Regions from separate parts of the Homo sapiens genome. Here region 2 is linked to region 1. The links are chromatin contacts, found by Hi-C in ENCODE. All regions are on one chromosome and are shown on one strand. The core of a region is the stretch at or near the end of the contact, and the rest is flanking DNA. Distances in the headings are between cores, read along the strand shown.

Region 1 (5,118 bases), core at 879-3,378:
AAACCAGCCAAGGAGCTCAGTTTTCTATACAGAATGCCACAGAGCACAGTCAAAATTCTTTGGGACCCACATTCTTGGAAAACTCTTAGGGGGGTGCATCAATGCAGAGGACCCTTGACCACGTAGGGCATCCCCTCACCCAAGGCAGGCCTGTTTTGTTCATGGCTGTAGTAGCCTAATACTAGAATAGTGCAGACTCTAGACGGCCTACCATTGTGTATGCCGGCTGGGGTGACCCAGTGGGGAGACGTGGCACCTTGAAGATTGGGGAGAATTCTGCTGGCTGGAAAGGGGCCAGGAGGGTATGGGTGGCTGATAAGCTGGTGTAGGACCACTCCTTCCTTAAGAAGTGACTAATTGTGACATGTGGTGGGAATAGAGGAACATTCCGAATCATTACTTGGTCAGGACACACGTCTCTTATTAAATGTCATCAACACAATCTGCCTGGAAGAAACACGATTACTTTCTACCAAGCACAGACCCTCCTAAAGGGACCAGACCCAGTCCAGCACCTTTAGTCTCCCCAGAGGGTAGCAACTCAATCAGCGAGACCGCATTTCAGGGTTTTAGTTACAGATACTGAGGGTGCTCAAACATCCATGCAGTTTGCTGTTCACCGTAACACGCAACCCAGAATGGCCGTTTCGGTCCCTCGTCGGTTACCTGAAAACCAGTCTTACTGAGCTCCAACCCCAAATTAATTTGGTGAGAACTCGAACTCGGCTATTAACCTTAATTCTGAGAGAAGAATGACACCCCCCTCCCACTGCGAGGGTCCACTGAGGGTGAGTGCCCGGGCTCCTTCATTCTCCAGGCTCCTCTCAGAACACAGCAAGGGTGGCTGACTCCTTCGAACGTCCATTAAGCACAATGCAACGGGGCGAGGCAGTAGGGGGTTTGCTGAGCCCGGTTCCGCGGCGGTGGGAAGTTATTCACCGGCGTCTCCGAGGACGGCCCAGGCCTGGAGAATGGCTGGGGCCGCGGGCTGGGGTAGGGGTTACCGTGAGAGTCAAGGGCAAGGTGGCCCAGCCCGGGCTGGGAGGCGCGGGCTGGGCGCAGCCGAGCATTTCCTCCGGGAGGCCCAGACAGCGGGCGGGTGGGGCGCGGTGGGCGGGGTCCTCGCAGCTGGTGGCGTTTGAAGCCCCCCCGACCGCGGTGGGAGAGGGGCAGCCTAGAAGAGTTGGCAGCGGGCCTGCGGCGGGATGGGGAGGAAGGGGCCCCGCGTTCCCTCAGCAGCGGCGCCGGCCGCCCTGGCACGTAGTTCGCTTCTGGAGGCACAGGCCGCGGTGGGCGCGCCACCCGGGCTGCCAGGCTCACCGCCAGCCGAGGCCAGTCCTGCTCGGGCTGACCCGAGCTGAAGGGCAGCGCGGCCGCACCCCGGACCCCAGGAACGAGCCCGAGTCTGTCCCTCCCGCGGGAGCTGCCCCGCCCGGACTCCCGGAGCTCTGCAAGGCAGGGGCGTGGGGAGGGCGAGCGGCCTGAGGCTCTAGGCGCGGCCACCCGGCAAGCCGGCGGCGGAGGGCGCGGCGCGAGTGCGTTCCGCCCCTAGGCAGCCCCGCGCCCGGCCGGGCAGACACGCCTCCCCGCCGGCGCCCATCGCGGGAGGAACAAATGGCGCCCTCCAGAAACCGCTCCCCTCCATGCCGGGGGCCAAGGCTGTCACCACATAAAAGCTCCGGCAGAGAAGTGCTCGCTGTGTCCCCGCCGCGGGGGGTACAAGCAGCCGCTCCGCGCCGCGACTACCCGGCCCGCCGCCCCCGGACGTCATGCGTCAGCGCGCCCCGCTCCAGTTTCCGCCCCTCCTCCCACCGGCCCAGGGGACACGCCCACTGGCGCGCGCAGGGCCCGGGACCGGGCACGCCCCTCTAACGGCTCGGATTGGCCTGGCCGTGCACTCACGGACCAATGGCGTCTGTCCCGGCCCTCGGTCACGCCCCCTTGCCCAGGCGCGGGCACGCGACCGCTCCGTTCCGCCGGTGCGCGCTCTGGGGTCCCCGCCCCCTCCGCGCGCGCAGCTCCCCGCAGCCGCCGCCGCCTGTAACCTGCGCCGCCAGGATGTGGCTGGGGGCTGACGTCGGGTCCAGATGTGGCCCCGGCCCCGCCCACCCCCGGGGCCGGGCCGCCCACACGGAGCCGCGGCGCGCACGGCAGCTGTCCCGCCTGCCACAATGCGCGGCGAAGCTGCGGCCGCGACTTGGCGAGGTGGTCCCTAACGTTGCCGCTCGGCATCCTTAGAACCGGCCGCCCCTGACGCCGCGCGGGGACCCCAGTCGCCCGCGCGCCCCATGCGCTCACTCTTCGGTGCCCGGCCGGGCCGGCGCCTCGCAGACGCGGAGCCGCGCGGGTGACGGCACAGGCGGCTGCGCGCCCAGCCCAGCCCAGCCCAGCCCGAGGAGAGGGCGCGCCGCGCCCCCGCCCCCCGCCCGCTCTCCCGAGGCCGTGGGTGCGGATGCGCGGCTGACGACTCGCAGCAAGAGCACCGCCGCCGGCCCCAGCCCGCAGCATGGCAGCCGCCGCCTATGTGGACCACTTCGCCGCCGAGTGCCTCGTGTCCATGTCGAGCCGCGCGGTCGTGCACGGGCCGCGGGAGGGGCCGGAGTCCCGGCCCGAGGGCGCGGCCGTGGCCGCCACCCCCACGCTGCCCCGCGTCGAGGAGCGCCGCGACGGTAAGGACAGCGCCTCGCTCTTCGTGGTGGCGCGGATCCTAGCGGACCTCAACCAGCAAGCGCCGGCGCCCGCCCCGGCGGAGCGCAGGGAGGGCGCCGCGGCCCGGAAGGCGAGGACCCCCTGCCGCCTGCCGCCGCCCGCCCCCGAGCCCACCTCCCCCGGCGCCGAAGGCGCGGCGGCCGCGCCCCCCAGCCCGGCGTGGAGCGAGCCGGAGCCCGAGGCGGGGCTGGAGCCCGAGCGGGAGCCGGGGCCCGCGGGGAGCGGCGAGCCCGGCCTCAGACAAAGGGTCCGGCGGGGCCGAAGTCGCGCCGACCTCGAGTCCCCGCAGAGGAAGCACAAGTGCCACTACGCGGGCTGCGAGAAAGTTTACGGGAAATCTTCGCACCTCAAGGCGCACCTGAGAACTCACACAGGTCAGTGGGGCGGCGCGGGCGCCCGGATCGCGCGGACGGGGTCGGCGCGAGCTGCCCGACCACGCCCCCGGAGTCCCCGATGGGGCGCGAGGTGGGGGCCGGGCGGGCCGGAACGCCCGGGGCCTCGCCCCTTCCCCTGCCGCTCCGACCCGCGGCTGGCCCCGCGCGTCGCGCGAGGCGGGTCTTGGCTCTCGGAGCCGGCGCCCGCCAGGCGACCGCGCCCCCGCCGGGCACGCCCCCTCCCCGGGCGCGCTCGGGTGGGGCCGCGGGGGCGGATATAGTCATCTGGGCTGGGGGCGGGGACCCCTCCCGGCCGGGAGGCGGCGCGGGCAGGTGCGGGCGGCCTGGGTGTGGACCGCAGGCGGCACTCGTGACGGTGGGGCGCCCGGAGCGGGGGCAGGGGACGCTCTCCGGGGTCCCTCCTCGTTTCCTCCCCCGCTGCCCGGGCGCGCGCTCAGGAGGGGAGGGGCCGGCCCCGGCGCGCGGCGGGCGAAGTTCACGCAGGGACAAGGTTTCCTTCGCCACTCGGCACATTCTTCGCTCTCTTCTTCCTGTAATTTTTCCAGCGCTCTAAGGTTTAATTTGTCGTAACCAAAGTCAGCGGCGGCGCTTGGCGATGCGGGGGGCGGTCCCGGGTCCCGCTCCCCGCCTGCGGCTCTTTGTGGGAGCCCCCGCCCATCCGGCCCGGCGGGGGCGCGCCCGGCCCTAGGCTCCTCGGCCTCGAGGCTCTCTCCGGAAAGGAATGCCCTGGCCGCTGCCCATCCTCCGTGCTGCCCTCTCGCCTGCCCACCTCTCACCTGCCCTGGGCCGGTGCGGGGCGGGCGGCACCTGCACCAGGGCGGGCGCTGAGCCTCCAGCCTGGGGATCACCGCCCGCCCCCGCCAGCCCAGCGGCAACAGTTCCCACGCGCGGCCCGATACTTTGTAGTTGATTCATCTGTGGCGGTTCCCTCCCCCCTTTTTGTTTCGTTTTTAACATAAAGATGAAAATATTTTAATGGACGGCAATCCTTCCCCATTTTGGTGTAAAGAATTGTATGCTTCCTCTGAGCTCACGTGAGTTCTTCTGTGACACTCACCTCTTCTACCTTGGGGGCAGGCTCAAAACCCGTCTACTGAATACTGTTGTCTTGTGACCAAGGGTGGTGGTCTCTCATTTGTAAAATAGTTCACATAGTGATTAAAAGGCATAAAAAGAAGCTGCAGCCTTGGATACCCTAGAGCTGAAGGCCCCTTTTTTTTACCATTTGGAACTGAAAGGGCCCAAGGTCTGCAGGTGAGGCTTTCAGATCTCGGACTAACTTTCCCCAGGGAGGCTTTTGTGGCCGCTCCAAACCACGTGGCAGGTGATGGGGTAGAGGGTGAGAGCGGGGCCATTTCTAGGCATTCGGGGTCAGTTAAGGGTGTGGGGGCTCAGGTTGGGGGTGGGAGTCAGTGTGGGCTCAGAGTTCAGCTCGGGACGCGGCTGCAGGGTGGGTGTGGCCCTGGGGGAGGGGCCAGGCTAGGCTCAGCTCGGCTCCAGGTGGATCCTGAGTATCGGGTGGGGGCAGCGATTGGGGCGTGGCTGGGGTTGAGATCCGCTTTGGGGGATGATGCCCGTGCTGGGCAGGATACTTAATGTTTGGGAAATTTTTCTACGGCCTCTGTCAGGGTGGCCTGCCACTCGGCAGCACCGGTAGCGGGGAATTGAGGAGGGGGGTGGCCGAGGGGAGGGGCTCGCCGTCGTGGGCGGGGCCGGCTTGTCAGGGCCTCAGCCTTGGGATGTCTTCCTGGTGGGTTCATCTCCCGCTTCAGGCTCTGGCCCCGCGCGAGCCTCTTGACTAGAATATTGGCGCAGGGGCTCTGGAGACCCGGGCCTCCCGCTGTAGGTGGGGCCAGTTTCCTCGGAGCGCCTGGAAACCGAAGGCAGGCAAAAGAGCACGGGACCAACCCTTTGAGTGTCTGCAGTGTGCTACAGTGCTCGTTCTTGAAGCAGAGAAACTATTCCACCCTTCAGGTGTGCAGACATCAGAAGTCCTACCTCCAGGGTGGAAGCC
Region 2 (5,118 bases), core at 807-3,306, 230 kb before region 1:
CCAGAAAATAATCAATAAAACATAAACAGGTACAGCAAACACATTCAACATGAGTTGATATTTCCAATTACATTTTCTGGGGGAGGAGGGCTAAAAAATACACTGCAGAGAATAGACAATTTATGCTATAAATATAATTGCAAATGCCATGAATTAAAACTGCTGCTGGATAGTTCAAAACAATGGTGTTTTGAGAACCTGACCAAAGGCAGTCTTTCCCAGAATCAGTCCCGTATTCATCAAGTGCACTCATAGAGAGGCAGGGCTCCGTTCTTAATTCCTCCCTAAATATCTGATTCAGACAGAGAAAATGTGTCTCATCTTCCTTCCCCATTCTCAGTTCCTATCCCTTGTCAACGCAAACACAATTTATGCAAATATTCTTTCTTTGTTTCTTTCTTCTTTCTTTCTTTCCTTCTTTTTTTTTTTTTGATGGAGTCTCACTCTGTCGCCCAGGCTGGAGTGCAGTGGCGCAGTCTCGGCTCACTGCAACCTCCACCTCCTGGGTTCAACCTCTCCTGCCTCAGCCTCTCGAGTAGCTGGGACTACAGGCGCGCACTACCATGCCCAGCTAATTTTTGTATTTTTAGTAGAGACAGGGTTTCACCATGTTGGCTAGGATGGTCTCTATCTCTTGACCTCGTGATCTGCCTGCCTCAGCCTCCCGAAGTGCTGGGATTACAGCCATGAGCCATCGCGCCTGGCCCTGCAAATATTTTCATTCCTCCCTACCTCCCCCACTACTTTTGCTAATTTTTGCTAAGGTTTAAAAAAACATACACATTGTATACATGCACCAAAAAATCACATGTACCCCCACAATATGCACAACTATGATGTACTAATAAAAAGTACAAAAGATATATTTTCTGGGAAAAAAAGGAAAATTAATTTGTGATAGAAAATGATTAAAGAAGACAAAAAATGTAGAAATGTACAAAAGAATAAATAAACACCACCCATAAGGCCTCCATCCTAAAACAACTGATATTTCCTTGTATTTCTAGGCTTTTTCCGTGAATAGATTAGACAGGTGCATGTGTGTGTAATGAAAAACACAATAATTCTGTACGGTTATTATGCCTTTTTCTCTGTCATTTTAAAAGTGACTGCGTGATGTTTCATCCTATGGACAGACCATGATTGATGTGTCCAGCCCTCTGCTTCTGGGCGTTTGGGTTGTTTGCTGTGCTTCCCGGTAGCACACAAAGCTGTGTCAATGTTGGCATCCCTTCAGGATTCGCTCCTCAGGATGGGTTCCTAGGTGTGGACTTGCAGGGCTTTGCTGCATGTTGTTGAACTGCCTTCCAGAAACCAGTTTGCACTGCTCCCAGCAGTGAGAGGGAGCAGTAATCTCCCCTCCTGATCCTGTTCCGTGTAACCAATCTCTTCCCCAAGGCTTTCACAGGTGAAATATCAGCTGATAAAGGCTTACAAGTATAAACCCTGTCTCTCCTAGAACTTCAGCATTTTCTGGGGTTCTAAGGAAGGTGCACCTTTTCCCTGAAGCAAAGTAAGATGCTAAGGAATGACAGGCAAGAGGTTGAGGCCTGGAGCCGGGGCTCCTGAGCAGATCCCTGGCACCTGGATTTAGAAGCTGGCCCTGAGGGAAGCTCAGAGGGTTTCAGCCTCTTTGAGACCAGCTGACAGAGTACTTATCCCCTCTGTGAATCAACCTGGTGGGTCCCTTCTGCTGAGACAGCCTCTTGGAACCCAGGCTGAACACAGGTTCACCAGCTGCTCCATAGGGTCCTGTCCAGCCAGCCTCAAGAGGAGATGAGTAACAGGCCCCAGAAAGCACACCTGAGCTTGCCTGCACCTGCTCTTACTTGCACCTGAGCCTACCTGCACCTGAGGTTACCAACACCTGAGCTTAACTGCATCTGTGGTTATCTGCACCTGAGTTTGTCCACGCTTGAGTTTACCCACACCTGAGGATACCTGCACCTGACCTCCCTTCACCTGTGCTTACCCGCATCTGAGCTTACCTGCCACAGCAGTGGAATGGAGAGGGCACAGCTCAGGCTCTTTCAGCCTCCTCCTTGGCCAGGGCAGGGAGCTGGGTGAGGAGGGCCCACCCTTTAAGAGGAGCAGTCCCCATGAGGAGCATGTGAGCACTTGGGCCTGGGCCCTCATGATTGCTGTGAAGCGATGGCCCCATGACCTGACTCCCAGGCCAGAAAAGGAAGCCAGGGCCCCAAGCTTCCAGGCTGTTCTGTGTGGAATCCCACAAAGGCAGCCTTAGGATGTGAGAGAGGTAGGGGAGCTAGAGCTTTTCCTTTGAAGTGGCCCCGCCATGGCCCCCTCCCACCCAGCCGCCCTTCCCTGGCTGGAAATGTCAGCAGGGTTTGCATAATTGAGACAATTGGACATAATGGTTCTTTCAGAATCCCCTCATCAGCTGGGCAGTGTTCGTGCCCCGGGGAGCTGGGAGAAGGCGGCACATGGCACTAATTACTGCTAATCCTTCCTCATCTAAGTTGGGCCTGAGGTCAGGGTGAACCCAGCTGCAAATGCAGTGTGAGCCCCACATGACTCTCAGCCCCTTCTGAGTGCTTCTAATCCCTGCTCTCCCCCCTTCACCAGGAGCTTGCCTGCTTGGCATCCACAGTCACCTGAAAACCACCACGGTGGGAGCTCTGTTGGATTTGCTGTAACAGTATGCGTGGTTATTCCAGCTTTCCATGAGCTTTCTCAGCCCAGGAGGAAAGAAAAAACCCAAACCCTGAACTATCCCTCTCTGCAGAGGGGCTGGGTCTTCCCCAGCATCTGAGGCTCTTGGGCATTGTCCGCCTCCCGCTTCTCACAGAGGAGCAGACAGATTGGACGTAAGGGCAATTAGGGGTGTTCCCATTTTACAGATGAGGACTCTGAGTCATGTGAGAGGGTGGCTTGCCCAGAGAGCAGGTGGGGTGGAGTGGGAGTGCCCAGGTTGTCAAGTTCTGCCCATATGTAGAGTCCTGAAGCTGGAGGCTGGGCTCACTCCCCCACCCAATGCCTGGCAGACAGCCTGGGGCTCAGGGAATCTCTGAACTTCTGACGGAAGCACATGTGCCAGGCCATTTTCTGGGTCTGTCTTTGCTTTCATTCGTTTCTCTCAGGGTCTGTCACCGCAGAGTGGGCGTGCAAAGGGTCTGGTGAGTGGCTCCCACGTGCTTTGCTGGAGCGCGCACAGCCCCTGGGCGCACAATGACCGCAGCAGCCTCCCTGGCCTGGCTCCCGAGTCTTCTTTCTTGAACTGGTGTTGGCTCCTGAGGCCTGAGAGAGTCACGGCTTCAGCGGGAACCCTTCCGGGGGCTGAGGGAGGGTGCTACGTGGCCGGAATTCTGAAGGCACAGTCAGGGCAATCCGGGGCATCTGAAATCAGTCTGGGAGCAGTGGGGAAAGACCACATGGGGAAGTGAGCTGATGGCCGGCACTGCCATGGCTGGGAGGTGTGGAGGCTCTGTGGTCAGCACCAATGGCCAGCCCGACCGGCTGCCAGTCAGTGGCTCTCCAGGCAGTGGGCCCTTCACTAGACAAATAAGCTCTTTTTCAGGTTCAGATAAGATGGAAACAATGGGAGCCCCATCCTTCCCCAAGAGAACACCCCTCCTCCCCAGGGTCCATGCAGTGTGGCCTGCAACTGGGAGCTGAGATGTCTCACACAGTGGCCACAGGCCACGCGTGGCTATGGAGTGCTGGAAACAGAGCCAGTCAGAATTGAGATATGCTCCGAATGTAAAATATACACGGGATTGCCAAGACTTGTGATAATAATCGATTGCACATTGAAATATTTAGAACATGTTGGGTTGAATAGAATGTTATTAATTTTTTTCACCTGCTTCTATTTACTTTTCAAAACTGACTACTAGAAAATTTTAAATTGGCCCAGCTCACGCCTGCAATTCCAGCACTTTGGGAGGCTGAGGCAGGTGGATCACCTGAGGTCAGGAGTTCGAGACCAGCCTGGCCAACATGGTGAAACCTCATCTCTACTAAAAATATAAAAAATAACCGGCCATGGTGGTGGGTGCCTGTAATCCCAGCTACTCGGGAGGCTGAGGCAGGAGAATCACTTGAACCCTGGAGGCGGAAGTTGCAGTGAGCTGAGATCACACCACTGCACTCCAGCCTGGGTGACAGAGTGAGACTCTGTATCCAAAAAAAAAAAAAAAGAGAGAAAGAAAGAAAAAGAAAAAAAAAAGAAAATTTAAAATTGCCTCTGCTCTGTGGCTCACAGCTATGGCTCACCTTGTATTTCTGTTGGGCGGTGTTGAGCTGCAGCTGTGGGGAAAAGGGGTTCTCACCAGACTGTCCACTCTCCAGAGGCATCCTCCCCCATGAAGTCACTTGGATGACCTGGTGCATGGACACAGTGTGTGAGGACTGTGGAGAGACGCTGTAAGGTCTGAGAATCATTATGTGTCTGTGGAGCCGTCTGAGGACACAAGAACACCACCGTGAAGGGTGGATACTGACCACTCACTCCTCACCCAGCTGCGGGGGTGCAGTCCTTCTCCTCATGGGGGAGCCATGAGGACACATTCCTCAGAGGGAATAAGAGGCCGGCTGGCGGTCACAGTTGGTGAGAGTGTGGGGACAGTGACCTGTATGCTCACCTGTGTGGGGCCCTGATGAGGTCATGGGAGATCCCCAGGCTAGCAGGGGACACCCCAGGTGGAGGCCCAAGGGTCCTGGTTGGACTCTGAGATGAGCCAGCAATATTGTTTCTCATGCTCCTTTGTTCCCTGCACTTCCTGACCAATAGTTAGTCTCGAAACCTGTTCAGATTCAAGGTGGACTTTTGCAATAAGACTTTTTGGTGGTAGTGTGTCCTTCTGTTAGGAGACATCTCTTTTGCAATGCCGGCGGACTTTGGTGATGACTGTCTAGGGCCATGATATCCCTAGGACTTGCAAAATGGTGATCTTCCTTTTTTTTTTTTTTTTTTTTTTTTTGAGACGGAGTCTTGCTCTGTTGCCCAGGCTGGAGTGCAGTGGCGCCATCTCGGCTCACTGCAAGCTCCGCCTCCCAGGTTCACACCATTCTCCTGCCTCAGCCTCCCGAGTAGCTGGGACTACAGGTGCCTGCCACCACGCCCGGCCAATTTTTTTGTATTTTTAATAGAGACTG

The links. A loop is a pair of places that touch in the nucleus more often than their neighbours do. Pooled maps may share reads with other maps.
Region 2: a loop to region 1 is called in a pooled map, with 2.0 times the contacts of the local background. The contact joins the promoter of TRPM1 here to the promoter of KLF13 in region 1. A Hi-C loop is called at or near these places in 1 of 50 pooled maps.

The regions. Positions count from the first base shown.
Region 1 is chr15:31,324,707-31,329,824 of GRCh38, forward strand. KLF13 (KLF transcription factor 13) reads left to right here and starts at 2,129. Exons shown (of 2, transcript NM_015995.4): 1 at 2,129-3,083. The coding sequence starts at 2,507. RefSeq lists a promoter at 1,254-2,310 and enhancers at 1,338-1,851, 4,961-5,118.
Region 2 is chr15:31,099,669-31,104,786 of GRCh38, forward strand. It overlaps TRPM1 (transient receptor potential cation channel subfamily M member 1), which reads right to left and starts at 2,057. Exons shown (of 28, transcript NM_001252024.2): 1 at 1,989-2,057.